Regions from separate parts of the Homo sapiens genome. Here regions 1 and 2 are each linked to region 3. A link is a contact called in ENCODE Hi-C or POLR2A ChIA-PET data. All regions are on one chromosome and are shown on one strand. Each heading gives the region's core, a stretch centred on a gene start or an enhancer-like site at or near the end of the contact. The rest is flanking DNA. Distances are from core to core; before and after follow the strand shown.

Region 1 (4,568 bases), core at 783-3,282, 380 kb after region 3:
ACAAGATCCCTGTCAAAAGCCATAGCCTGGGGTAGAAGTAGCCACCCTCAGCGTTCCACAGCTTCACTTGAGATTGATGATGTTTTATTTTCTTCCTTACTATAAAAGAAGCCCAGAGTAATGATTACAGTCTATAATAATAGCTGATACTTGCATGTTTTTGCCATGTGGTCAGGCAGTGTTCTAGGTGCTTTGAGGATGTAATTCCTTAAAGCCTCACAAGGACCCTGTGATGCAGGTACTATTGTTACACCATTTCACAGATGAAACTCCTGAGGCACACTGAGGTGAGTAACTTGCACACAGTCAGGTAGTTGCTGTATGTACATGGCAAAGCAGGGACTGATGGGCTCTTTGCTACCTTGCCTCCTTGTTTGGATATTCCCCAGGTAAAGCCTTCAACAAGGCCCTGGGTGCTAGGCCCTGCAGTCATCGGTGCCAGGAAAATACACTGGGGCTGATTCTCGAGGTGGAAAGATGTATGCCTTTTATTCCCTTTCTTGCCTTACTACACTGGCTAGAAGTTGCAGATGATGTTGAGATCTTGCTTCATTCCCAGCATTTGGAGAAAAGTATTTCGCATTTTGCCATTAAGTGTGATGTTAGCTGTAGGTCTTTTTGTTGATACTCTATCAAGTTGCGGAAGTTCCCCCTACTCTTCATTTTCTGAGAGTTTAAAAAAAATTATAAATGGTGTTTTTTTCTGTATCCATTGATATGATCATGTAATTTCTTTCTCCATTAATACAGTGGATTACACAGATAGATTTTTTAGTACTGAACTAGCCTTGAACTCCTGGAGTACACTCCACTTGGTCATGGAGTATATTCTTTCTATATATTGCTAAATTTGATTTGCTGATACTTTGTTAAGGATTTTTGCAACAAGAGAAGGAAAAGAGTATGCAAAATTTGAACCTTCACCTGAACAGTGGGCAAACCCAGGATTGCCTAAAGTTTCTGGCTCTGTGGGGCCTATCCTGGCCAGGCCCCACTGAGGAAGACTGCTGTGCCATAGTGCCGACAGGATGGGACCACATGGTAAAAGAAAACACAGAAAAAAAGGACAAACCTGAATGTTCTCATCTGGACCATCCCATTCTTGTAAAAACAAGCAAACAATTATAAAAGGTCACAGCTTTGTGCGATTCTTAGGGGAAGGTCTCAACCAAAGCATTGAGACTGAGTTCAGTGCTAGATGCCAAGCAAGAACCACAGAAAAACCAAACAAGTCACTCTTCTATACTTTTGTATCAAGATTAAAAATTTTCAGCAATTTTCATTGAACAGAAACAAAGCACTCTGCAGGAATGCAATCCCCTCAGCTATCAATACTTGCCTTCATCCCCCTCAACCCCACCATAACAGTCATGGTGAAGGTCAGTGTGCCCCAGGCTCTGTGGCTGACTAACTTTAGGGAAGAAGGACACAGGGTCCCAGGCAGGGGGCACCATTCAGGCAGACCCCACTCTCCACTTTGTCCAAGCATGTTCCTGCCTTCCTGGGTGACAGCGGCTTTTCTGTGTACCTTTGGCCTAATTCCTTGTGCTGGCTCCTGCATTGGTAACCACCCTGTTGTGACCTATAATTCATCTTCCAAACCAAGGATGTGGCAATTTTGAAAGTGATTTTGCCAGAACAGCAGGCCTAACCTAGGATTGCTTGGGGCAAATGGACCCATACGGTCCGTCTTCTAATATTTGAGGTTCTCCAGAAGTGGGGCTCTGGGTTGTCCTTGCCAGACCCCACTCCCCACCATGGTGGCTACGAAAGGTCTGCCTGTTCCCTGCCCCAGCAGCTGAGCCCCTTCTCCTCTCTTCCAGAACCCCCTCTGCTGTCTTGCTCTGGGATCTCTAACAATCTATTGTCTGACCCTTGAACCCTGCTGTGAAATCTTGGTGTGTCCTACAGCCGTCCGTTCTCGGGCTGGACTATGCCTGCTGGTGCTTGCCCTTTGAATTTTGTCCCATGCTCTTGCTACAATCTTCTGGATTTCACACCAAGTGAGTCACTCTGTTCTCTCCACTCCCACCGGGCAGACCCATGAGGCCCCTGCATGCACATGCTCTCTGCCTCTCGAGAAGCACTCCTCCCTGTTGGGGATGCAGTGGGGGATTGAATGAGCCTCCACTGGTTTGAAAGCTGAGGGGCTTTCGTGTGTTGCCTTCCTCTTCTCCCTGCTATTTATACCTCCTGTAGTATGATTTCCCTTTCAGAGGTTAGATCCTGAGGCTCAGAAAGATTAAGGAAGCAATTCCTTGTATTCTGTAGTGCCCCTGTAGCCTCTTGGAAGTAGGCTTAAGTTGGGAAACCCAGTCCAGCCATGGCAGAACTTGGCCTTTATTTATAAGGGAAATGATAAGAATGTCCTGGACATTGAAAACAGGAAAGAGAAGAGATATTCGTACACCCATGACCGTAGCAGCATTATTCACAGTAGCCAAGAGATGGAAGCAACCCAAATGCCTATCAATGAACGAATGGAAAAGCAAGTGTGGTGCATGCATACAATGGACTATTATTCAGCCTCAAAAAGGAATGCCAAGAAAGAAAATTCTGGCACATGCTACAATATGGAAAAAGCTTGAAGACATTATGCTAAGCGAAATAAGCCAGACACAAAAGGACAAATGCATGATTCCACTTATGTTAAGTACTTAGAGTAGCCAAATTCATAGAGACAGAAAGCAGCATGGTAGTTGTTAGGACCGGGGGAAGTGGGATGGAGAGTTACCATTTAAGGGGTACAGTTTCAGTTTGGCATGATGAAAAGTTCTGGGGATGGATGGTGGTGATGGTTACCCAAAAATGTGAGTGTTCTTAATGCCACTGAATTGCTCACTTAAAAATGGTTAAAATAGTAAATTCTATGTTGTGTATATTTTACAAAAATTTTGAAGAAGAGGGATGTTCTGGATGTTCACTCCATAGGATACTGCTTCGTTTGTTTGGTAAGGGCATTTCACTCTTCACCCTGTCCTCCTCCGCAATCCCCGCTTTCCTGGAAGCCCCCACCATCTGGCCTGAATCTGCACTATCAACTGCATGTACTGCTGATGGGCTACTCGTGCCTCTGGAGAAGTCTTCACAGACACACTAAGCAGGGCCTGGCTCTGCCCAGAGTCTGCTGGCTCCCTGGCTCTGAGGAGACATGCCAAGCCCTGCGTTGGCAGGCATTGGGAGTTGCTCTCACTCCTGTGCAGCATGGAGATGCCAGGCAGAGGGAATGCATTATGCAAGCCCAGTTCTGAGACACCACGCATTGTGCTTTCCAGCCCAGCCATGCAATGCTGACCATGTGCAGTTATTGCAGCAAGGCTGGTGTCCTGGGGACAGGGCATCCTCTCTGTATAGCCAATGTCTCAGGGCCTCCTTGGTGCTGCTGTAGTGAGTCTAGGAAGCCAGGAGATGGATGAAAGCACTGTGGAGCCTTGTCACTCCATCACCTCTGTGTACAGAGGAGGGGGCCAAGGCCAGCTGTCCTAGATGCTGCACAGACACAGGGAGGTTTGGTCAGATCTGGGGTCTCCTGACCCTGGGCAGCACGCACATCATGGTCCTGAGGGCTGTATGCTGCCTGGCTGTTCTTGCACAGTGGCTCCAGGAAAGAACTCGGGAGGAGAAGTGTCTCTTTCTTTTATATAACTAGCTTCTATTTATTTTTACCTTTTACTTTTGTTGTGTTCAAACATTTTCAAATAATGTGCCCCTCGAGCTCATAATTAAATAGCCCAATCCTTTTACTCTTCACAGCATGTATCAGATCAAATCAGAAGCTTTTCCACAAACTTTAAAAAAATATTGTAGATTAATAGGAGTTTGCAAAGATTGTACAGAGAGATCCTGTGTACCCTTCCAGTAGGTTTCCCCATGATTACTTCTTATGAGATACAATATAGCATCAAAATCAGGACTTGGATATTGGTGCAAAGTGTGTGTGTAGTTATGGCTTATTTTATCACATATGTAGTTTGTGTATCCACTACTCCCATCAAGATACAGAACTATTTCCTCACTACCAAGATCTCCAGATCTCCCTCCTGCCACCCACCCCTCCCCACCATCCCTAAGTCCTAGAAACCACCAATCTAATTTCTATTTCTATAATTTTGTCAATATGAGAATGTTAAATAAATGGAATTATATAGTATGTGACCTTTTGAGATGGGCTTTTTTTTTTTCTACTCACAATGCCCTTATGATCCATCTAGGTTGCATGTATCAACAATTTCTTTTTATTGCTGAATAATTTTCAGTGGAACCAGTTTGTTTAACCACACTTATCCATTGGAGGGCATCTGGGATTAGTTTTCTCTCTTATAAATCGAGCTGCCTCAAATGTTTGTGTACAGGTTTTTGCATGCAAACATTTTCACTTTTCTGGGACAAATGCCCAGGAGTGCAGTCCTGGCTCAAACACCAAGTGGATATTTAGTTTATAAAGAAAACGTCAAACTATTTTCCAGAGTGACTAAGAATTCACATTCCCATTAGTAATGTATGAGTGATCCAATTTTTCCACATTCTCACTTGCATTTTGTGTTATTATATTGTATTGTAGTAAGAAT
Region 2 (4,348 bases), core at 946-3,445, 440 kb after region 3:
AAAGTCACTGCCACACTTCCACACTACCACAGCCCACACTTAAGGAGTGGGAGTTATGCTCCACCTCTTTGAGAGCTATCTACCGAAATTATTTGAAATTCTTCTGTACAGTAGATTTGCTTCTTTTCCCCCATTTATTTACTTATTCAGTCATGTATTTATATCAATATGCACTCATGTATAATTATTGTGCACTTTGGGTTGTAATTCAATGCGACTCTATTTCATTGCTCCAGCTGTGGCCGTGCAGAGCTCTTTTGTTTGGCTCTTGTGCCCTTTGCTGCACTCCCTTGCAGTAGTTTTGTTTGAGCACCTTCTTACTTTCTGGCACTACAAGATGCTCTGGGCTCCTCTTAGGTAATTGCTCTTCTGCCTTAGAATCAACCATTTTCCTAAGAAATCATGAATCCTTTTACTGGAGAATGGTTTTAGAAACCAAGATATGGGTATGAGCTGTGCTCGTTGAAATTGAGATGTCCTTGCTTCTAGTGCTCTTAGCTGACACAGCAAGGAAATATAAATATGTATATAATAACATGTTTATACACACATATATATTTATAAATATTTTCATGTCTTGTTTTGAGACAGGGTCTCACTCTGTTACTCAGGCTGAAGTGTAATGGTGCAATCATAGCTCACTGCAGTCTCAACCTCCTGGGATCAAGCAATCCTCCCACCTCAGCCTCCTGAGTAGCTGAGACTGCAAGCACTCCACCAAGATTGGTTAATTTTTTATTTTTAGTAGAGACAAGTTTGTGCTATGTTGTCCAGATTGGTCTTAAACTTCTGGCCTCAAGCGATCCTTCTGCCTTGGCCTCCCAAAGTGTTGGGATTATAGGTGTGAGCCACCATGCTTGACCTCATATGTCTGTATTTTTGTATCTGCATCTTTATTAAGTTAAACATTAGTTCATATTGATTTTTCCAACCATAATATACTACCACGCATGGGTCATTTGCACTCTTCCTTTGCTTATCTGTAAGGTCCACTTCAACAGTGAGATGCACAGCTCCTCTTATCTGTATCCAGTAAAATTATCCTTCGAAATTAAGGAGAAATAAAAACTTTCTCAAACAAAAAGTAAAGCAACTCATTACTGGCAAACCTGTCCTCCAACAAATTCCTCAGGTGGAAGGAAAATTATATAGGTGAGAAACTCAAATCTACATAAAGAAAGGAAGAGAGTTGGAGAAGAAATAAATGAAGGTAAAAGAAAATCTTTTATTTTTCTTATTTTAATTGGCCTAAAAGATATCTGTTTAAAGTGAAAATAGTAACAATTATTGGATGACTGTGGCATACAAACAGTGAAATAAATGAGTGACAGTTGTCATCTCACATCAAGGCCAGGATCTCCTTGACTGTGCCTGGAACGCCCTTGTTCTCCACAGAGAGCTGCCTCTACTATCATCCTCACAGCCTCTGATACGCTCTGAGAGAACAAGGTGCAGGGCCTGTTCCCTGCTGGAGCTCTTCCCTGTATGCACATGTTTTTTCTGGGGACCATTTGCCTAATTCATCTCAGAAATGAGTGCTGGAACCCTCCACTGACTGCCATTGAGTGATTTGGGGTACAGCCCTCCAAGCTCTCATATATGGCAGTTGCTGAAGGTGTGTAGATTCCCTGTTTAACTCAGTTAAAGGGGTGGGGATGACTGGCCCCAAAGATGTTCTCCTGGAGGAGATGGGGAAGGAGGGCCTGGCCTGCCACCCCGTACCATCCACCAGCATAATGCTTTCTTAATAGATGGAGGAGGGGCCACAGGGAACTCCAAAGATCTATGAGCAATAACAACACTTACCACAAATTCCACACTCATGTGGGTTTAGCCATCTGGGGCTATTACCTCTTACTCAACACTGAAGGCCAGAGTGAAATGTCCCTGGAACCTGAAAACACATGTTTCTTCTGAGACTCAGAAGAAATAAATGGAAGAAATGTTTTCTCATTTTTAGCAATTGTTACAAGAATTCTTTATTCAGAAGGGACTTGGCTTTTTTGGGGAAATGGTTTAATAAGCCTATTGAGGGGATAGAAATGAGCTTCCAGGACCTGGGTTTTGGGCCCATGCCTAGTTTTCATGAGGAAGAAAAAAGCTTCTCTGCCTAGTACATGGGAGGGGAGGAATGTGATGTTCCTACAGAGACAAGTCCAGGAGGGAAGTGGAGAGAGAAGAATCAAACCGCGTGGGAAGGCATGATTAAGAACAACAGGGCTCTGGAGTGACAGAAAATCGAAAAAGGCCAAAGAGCAATGTCTGATTTTCCTTTTTTTTATCACAATGGGGTTGGATGACGTAACACTTCTCTGCCATTGCCTTGACAAAATTGTTCCTGCTTTTGGACATGTGGATTGCGGCTGGGGAATTATGAAGCCAAAAGGGAACTCCAGGCAGCAGCAGGCTGTGTCTGTGTGGTTGATGAGATGAGCTCTCTGCAGGAGTCACTAGGTAGAGCAGGTGGGTTTTTCTTTTGTTCCTCTCTCAAGGCAGGATGAGTGAAGCCTAGAAGTCACCTAAGTCTTGACTGAAAAGGAGCTGTGACAATCATCAACGTATCTGAGTTAACGAAAGCGTGAAAACCTCACAGTACCAGCATGCCCCTGTGTTTAGAAGAGCTGGCTAAACTTTCTCTGGCTTCAAGAAAAAGCACAATTGACTAATTTGTCCATTCTGGAAGTCTGTATTCATGGTCCTGTAAATAGAATAGACCCATCCAGAAAAGCCCTTGGAGAGAAGAGAGCCAGAGAAAGCCAATATTTCAGAATGAATGGTTCTGTTTGAAGAGCTTTGTATGGCAAATGAGGGTTAAAAATTTTTCCCCACCTTTCCTTTACAGCAGTGATTTTTGAGGTGTGGATTTTTAACAGCTGCAGCAGCAGCATCACCTGGAACCTGCTGGCATTGCAAATTATTGGGCTCCATTCCAGACCCACTGAGTCAGAAAGCCTGGGTATGGGGTCCAGAGATCTGTTATAGAACAAGTTCTTCCAGTGCAAGCTAAAGTTTGAGAACAATTGCTCTAAAGCAGAGGATCTTAAATTGAATTCAGGGATTTGTGAAACCAATGGGAAAAAAATATATACCGTTATTTTTACCACCATTTAACTGAAAGTTAGCATTTCCTTCTGTTGTGAACACAGTCCGAAAAGCACAGTAGGATTGACAGCACTGGGGCTTTTTCGCCAACAGAAACCTTTTTATAGCAGCTTTATTCAGATATAATTTGCATATAATACAATTCGTCCATTTAAAATGTATAATTCAATAGTTTTTAATACAATTACAAAATTATGCACTAAGCACCTGTAATGGTTAATTTTGTGTGTCAACTTGACTAAGCCAAGGAATGCCCAGATAGCTGGTAAAAACCTTATTTCTGGGTGTGTGTGGGGGTGTTTCCAGAAGAAATTAGACTTTGAATTGGTGGACAAAGTGAAGAAGACTCACTGTCACCATAATAGGTAGTCATCATTTGAATCTGTTGGGGCTTAAATAGAACAAAAACAGAGAGAAAGAGAAAGATCAAATTTTCTTCGTGAGCTGAGACATCCATCTTCTTCTGCCCTCAAGTATCTAAGCTCTGGCTCTGGGGCCTTCAGACTCCTGGACTTACAACAGTGGCCTTCCATCCCCCAGCTCCCCACCCTGCTTCTCAAGCCTTCAAATTAGTATGGAATTAAACGTCAGCTTTTCTGAGTCTCCAGGTTATACTGCAGATTCTGAGACTTCTCAGCCTCCATAATCTTATGAGCCAATTCCCACAATAAATATCTCTATATCTCTGTCTCTCTTTATATATATATAAATATTTATTATATTCAGATATATATAGGAAAAAACATATACCATTAATTTTACTAACATTTTACTGAAAGTTAGCATTTTCTTCTGTTGTGAACATAGCCCAGAAAGCACAGTAAAATTGACAACACTGGGGCATCAATCAATCAGTCAATCAACCAATCATCAATACACCAATCATCAATCATCTAGCTATCAATCTCTATCTACCTGTCTATCTATCTATCTATCTATCCATCTATCTATCTATCTATCATCTATCCATCTATCTCTATCATCTATATCTCCTATTGGTTCTGTTTCTCTGTAGAATGCTAACACAGGACCACAATCAAACTTGAACATTGTCCTCACCACAAAAGGAAACTTCATGTCTATTGCCATGCTCCATCATCCCCCTCCCCTACTTTAAGCAGCCACTTATCTACTTTCCATCTTTTTAGATTTGAGGATTCTGAACATGTCATATAAATAAATAGAATTATATAATACATGATATTTTGTAATTGACTTTTCCACTTAGCATAATGCTTTAAAGTTC
Region 3 (4,381 bases), core at 1,574-4,073:
AACCATCCACTGAAACCAGTTACATGGAGAGCATTGATGACTCGAGGGAATATGCTCCTGGGGAGCTAATGAAGGCAGAAATCTGTGTGGACTGCATGGAGAGTCAGTGAGATGTGAGTCAACAAAAATGAATACAGACAGTTCTCTTGAGAAGCTTGATGTTAAGTGGGAGACAGGGGGATGGTGGCTAGAAGGAACATTGCAGTTGAGGCATTTTTTTGTTTGCTTTTTGCTTTGACGATAGGAGAGATTTGAACTTGTTTAAATGTTAAAATTTCAGAGAGAGAGAGAGGGTGCAAGCAAAAAATGGGAGAAGAAATCTGTGATGATGAACAGTCCCTGGAAATGTGAAAGTGTTAAAACTTCAAGTACTGGGTTTATCCTTTGAGCCTCCCATAGCAGCTGCCTCCAGCTCCATCTTCCCAGCCTTGTGCAGAGAAAGGAGAGGACCTGCCTGTCAGCCCTGTAATTTTGATTACCGTTGAAATTTCTCCCATTACACAACACACCTTGCTCAGTGCTGCAGAGATTCATCACTTAGACCAGAGCACCCCCAGCCCTCTAGCCCAGGGATGGAGTGAAGGGGGTCGATGTGAAGCTCAGCGGCTCCCTCTAGAGTTCAGCGAGAGTTCTGCCCTGTGGTGTTGCTTCTGCTCAAGTCTCCAGCCCGTTTCTCATGATTCCCTCCGCCACCCATCCACCGTATGAATCCAGCTTTTTAAAATAACTTACAGTTCTTCAGTTGAGTTTTGTTCTGTCATGTCTTTGACCTAACATGAAGTTAATTCCTCTTTCTGGACACAATTCCTTTGACTTTTTTTTCCCTGGTTATCTCTTATTCATCACCCAAGAACCTGTATCCCTCCTCATTCATTCCTGTCACCAAGAACCTGTATCCTTCCTGTGTGGTTCTTCGTGCTAAGCACACTGAGATAGAACTTACAGATTTCAAGCAAATGACTCAGTAGCAGGCAAGACATTCTGGACAAGTGTGAGACAGGCACAGAACCAAAACATATCTGGATAGAAAAACAGGAACATTTGAATAGGTTTTTGCAATGCATACTGTACACATTTCAGACAGTTCTAACTTCAAGGATGATGGGACGCAGGACTGTTTTTTCAAGTTCATCTTTCTTGACGTCCAAGTTTGAGGACACTTTCTGCAATCCCTCAAGTCTAGTTGGCCCTGTATTCTGGACAATTTCTTTAAAAAATTATTTTATTAAAAATTGTTTTTTGTAAAGACTAGTCTCACTATGTTGTGCAGGCTGATCTCATATTCCTGGGCTCAAGTGATTCTCCTGCCTTGGCCTTCAAAGTGTTGGGATTACAGATGTGAGCCACCATACTCAGCCAATTTCTTATGAAATTTCATGTGAAAAAAAAACCCATTTATCCTCTAATCTTTGGTTTGAGATTTTTTTAAAAAAGGTTTTACATATTTGGCTTATAGTAGAGGTTTTCAATTGTGTAGTTTTATTAACACATTGTGATATGGTTTGGCTGTGTCCCCACCCAAATCTTATTTTGAATTGTAACTCCCACAATTCCCCTGTGTTGTGGGAGGAACCCACTGGGAGGTGATTGAATTATGGGGGCGGGTCTTTCCTGCACTGTTCTTGTGATAGTGAAGGAGTCTCATGAGATCTGATGACTTTAATAACGGGAGTTTGCCTGCCCAAGCTCTCTTGTCTGCCGCCATGTGAGACATGCCTTTCACCTTCTGCCATGATCATGAGGCCTACAGGCCATGTGGAATTGTAAGTCCAATAAACCTCTTTCTTTTGTAAATTGCGCAGTCTTGGGTATGTCTTTATCAGCAGTGTGAGAACAGACTAATACATATTGGGCTTTGTGAGAAATCTATATTGAATATTAAAGTGATGCTAATCAGTCATAGCCTTTACAGACTGGAATATGGAGTGCACTCTGTGGCTTTCTAAGGCTTCTCTATGCAGATTTGTAAAAGTGGGATGGGTGTTTCATGCGCAACCAGTTCTTGTTGATTGGTGTGCAGCCTTGAACCTGAATTTGGTTGGTGCTGTGTTTGTGGACTTTCTGCAACATCCTTGTTAGAGTCTTTCCAAAATCAATGTCTCAGTGTTTATTTTTAAGTTGGTGATTTTTTTAACCTTCTGAAGGATTTATTTTTAAGATCTTTTATGTTCTGACTCCATAAATGATATACTTAGAAGACAGGGTTTTACAGAACTGAATTTTAACTACAGGTGTGGTATATGTAGTAGCCTGATCTTTTCAGGATTACTCTCTAATAATATGAAATATTGTTGAGAAGGACTATTCTTCTCAATTCTGATTGATGCTAGTTATATTTCTTTTTCAAGACTGGAAACAAAACTGGCTTCCTACTGGTTTGGGAATCCTTTACTAGGCAAATCGTGTGTCCCTCAGTAGAGTTTGATTGTAAAAAGCTACTTCTGACAACACACACATGCTTATAATATATTTTACATATAGTATATGTAGGCATGTGTATGTATATTATACACATACATGAAAACATGTATAATACATGTACCTACAGATATACATTGTACACATGTATACATAAATACATGCACATACAGAATAAAAAAATCAAAAGGAGACTTCTGATGTTTCTAATGTCTTTATTCCAACAAATATTTATTAAGCAACCTACTATATGCACAAGCTAGGCCCTCTGGTTATAAGGTCAATGAGAGCTTGGCTTTGCAGAATCTGTTGCCTTTCTAGCCTTGGCATGTGAACAATTTCTTGTTATGCAAGGTCTTGATAGGAATAGCAGGGCGACTGTGGCTGTGGCTGGTTGGGCTTTCATGTGAGAGCCCCGGGCCAGCTCCCCAGGTGACTCCTGACTGCATACACGCTCATGTGCTCACAGACACTCCCAAAGGCCCAGCACGGCAGGTCTCAGATGTGCTCGCCCTCTGTTTTTCTCGCTCCCCACTGGTGAGTGAGCTGTGGTCTCAGGGACGCCCCTTAGCAGCTGCTTGACCACGGGCAGGTCTTCACTTCTCTGCAGTTCAGTTCCCTCCTCTCAAAACTGGCAAAACAATAGTAACTACTTGATTGGGGTGATATGAGCTAACTAAATGAGTTAATTTCTATAAAGTCCTGACAACAATATTGGCATACAGCAAATGTCAGGATGATTTTAGCTCTTCTTGTTATAATTACAGATCTGACTGAATAAATCTAAAGTCCAGAGGCTGGAGGAACAGGTGGGTCAGGAAGCAGTTATGGGAGAATAAAGGAAAAGATTTCCGGAACTCTTTCAGAGCACACACAGAACAGCAGGCCACAGCTTTTCCCGGGGCTCAGCTTGGCCCCCTGTTAGCCGAGGCGGGTGCACCCCGAGGACCCCATGTGGTTGATCACCTACTTCCCTTCTGAGAGGGCCTTGTTCTGCTGGTCAGCCTCTTAGCTGAACACCCTGAAGGAAAGGTGTAAGGTATAAGGCTCACTCATCTCTCAGTGGGGAGGCCTTTCCTTCAACTCAAATAATTACATGTGGATGCCTCTAGGGGAGCCTCAACATCCGGTTGATAGAATCCCACCAGCTCCATGGCAGTTAATCAAATTCACAAATGTGGATGGGCCACAGAAGACGTCCAGGTGGGTCAGCAAGCCAGCAGTGCTTAGAACCACAAAATACCCTGACCCAAATAGTTACTATAGAAGGCAGAAACACGTTTACACAATTTCAGCCTGCATCTCAGAGGGCATTAAGGGGCCAGAACTTTGATTAAACACAAGTGTAGGCAATTATGAAAAAGCAGCAGTGGGAGAACAAGGGAGTGTTCTTAGAAATAGAAATGGTCCACAGTGGCCCAAATTAAAGCAAAACCCACTAGAGGCGGTGAGTCCCAAAATGGACTCTAAAATCTGAGGCAGGAAAGACTCCACCTGGAGAAATCCTTACGGAGCAGAGCAAGAGTAAAATGTGATGGAAATGGCAGGAAAGAGCGGAGAGAAGGCAGATATAGGATTCCCTCATGCATTTAGTGAGCAAAGATCCACTAGATCCTCCTCAATGGTCTTAGCAAGGGGCATCTAGCAGTGAAGAAAATCAGCTGGGCACGGTGGTGGCACGTGCCTGTCATCCCAGCTACTGGCGAAGCTGAGGTGGGAGGACTGCTTGAACCTGGGAGGTTGAAGCTGCTGCAGGCTATGATCACACCTGTGAAAAGCCACTGCACTTCAGTCTGGGCAACAGAGTGGGGCCCTGTCTCTTAAAAAAAAACCCCTGCTTGCTTGAAGCACATGTTTAGTGAGGGATGAAAGACAATAAGCAAGTCAGGACACATCGAATGAGAGAAAGCGGTCAGGGCTTTGGAAACCTAGAGTGAGGAAGAGGAAAAGAAGGGGTGGGGAC

Evidence for each region. A loop is a pair of places that touch in the nucleus more often than their neighbours do. ChIA-PET counts read pairs that join two places held with the same protein, here RNA polymerase II (POLR2A). Pooled maps may share reads with other maps.
Region 1: a map of sigmoid colon shows a loop between it and region 3 (2.5-fold over the local background). The contact joins two enhancer-like sites. A Hi-C loop is called at or near these places in 5 of 168 maps with a recorded cell type or tissue (IMR-90, heart left ventricle, left cardiac atrium and 2 more) and 8 of 50 pooled maps.
Region 2: a pooled map of gastrocnemius medialis shows a loop between it and region 3 (2.3-fold over the local background). The contact joins two enhancer-like sites. A Hi-C loop is called at or near these places in 2 of 168 maps with a recorded cell type or tissue (heart right ventricle and vagina) and 4 of 50 pooled maps. POLR2A ChIA-PET finds 5 or more read pairs at or near these places in 1 of 52 experiments (K562).

What each region holds. Positions count from the first base shown.
Region 1 is chr10:44,067,316-44,071,883 of GRCh38, forward strand. No RefSeq gene overlaps it. Among named protein-coding and RNA genes, the nearest start is that of LINC02659, 160 kb to the left of the region's middle. Within about 2 kb of position 2,033, at least 5 of the 41 ENCODE cell types and tissues checked have a DNase peak (open chromatin) inside an H3K27ac peak, as active enhancers do.
Region 2 is chr10:44,124,281-44,128,628 of GRCh38, forward strand. It overlaps LOC124902543 (a long non-coding RNA gene), which reads left to right. Exons shown (of 3, transcript XR_007062368.1): 3 at 1-4,348. Among named protein-coding and RNA genes, the nearest start is that of LINC02881, 170 kb to the right of the region's middle. Within about 2 kb of position 2,196, at least 2 of the 41 ENCODE cell types and tissues checked have a DNase peak (open chromatin) inside an H3K27ac peak, as active enhancers do.
Region 3 is chr10:43,683,073-43,687,453 of GRCh38, forward strand. No RefSeq gene overlaps it. Among named protein-coding and RNA genes, the nearest start is that of ZNF32, 36 kb to the left of the region's middle. Within about 2 kb of position 2,824, at least 4 of the 41 ENCODE cell types and tissues checked have a DNase peak (open chromatin) inside an H3K27ac peak, as active enhancers do.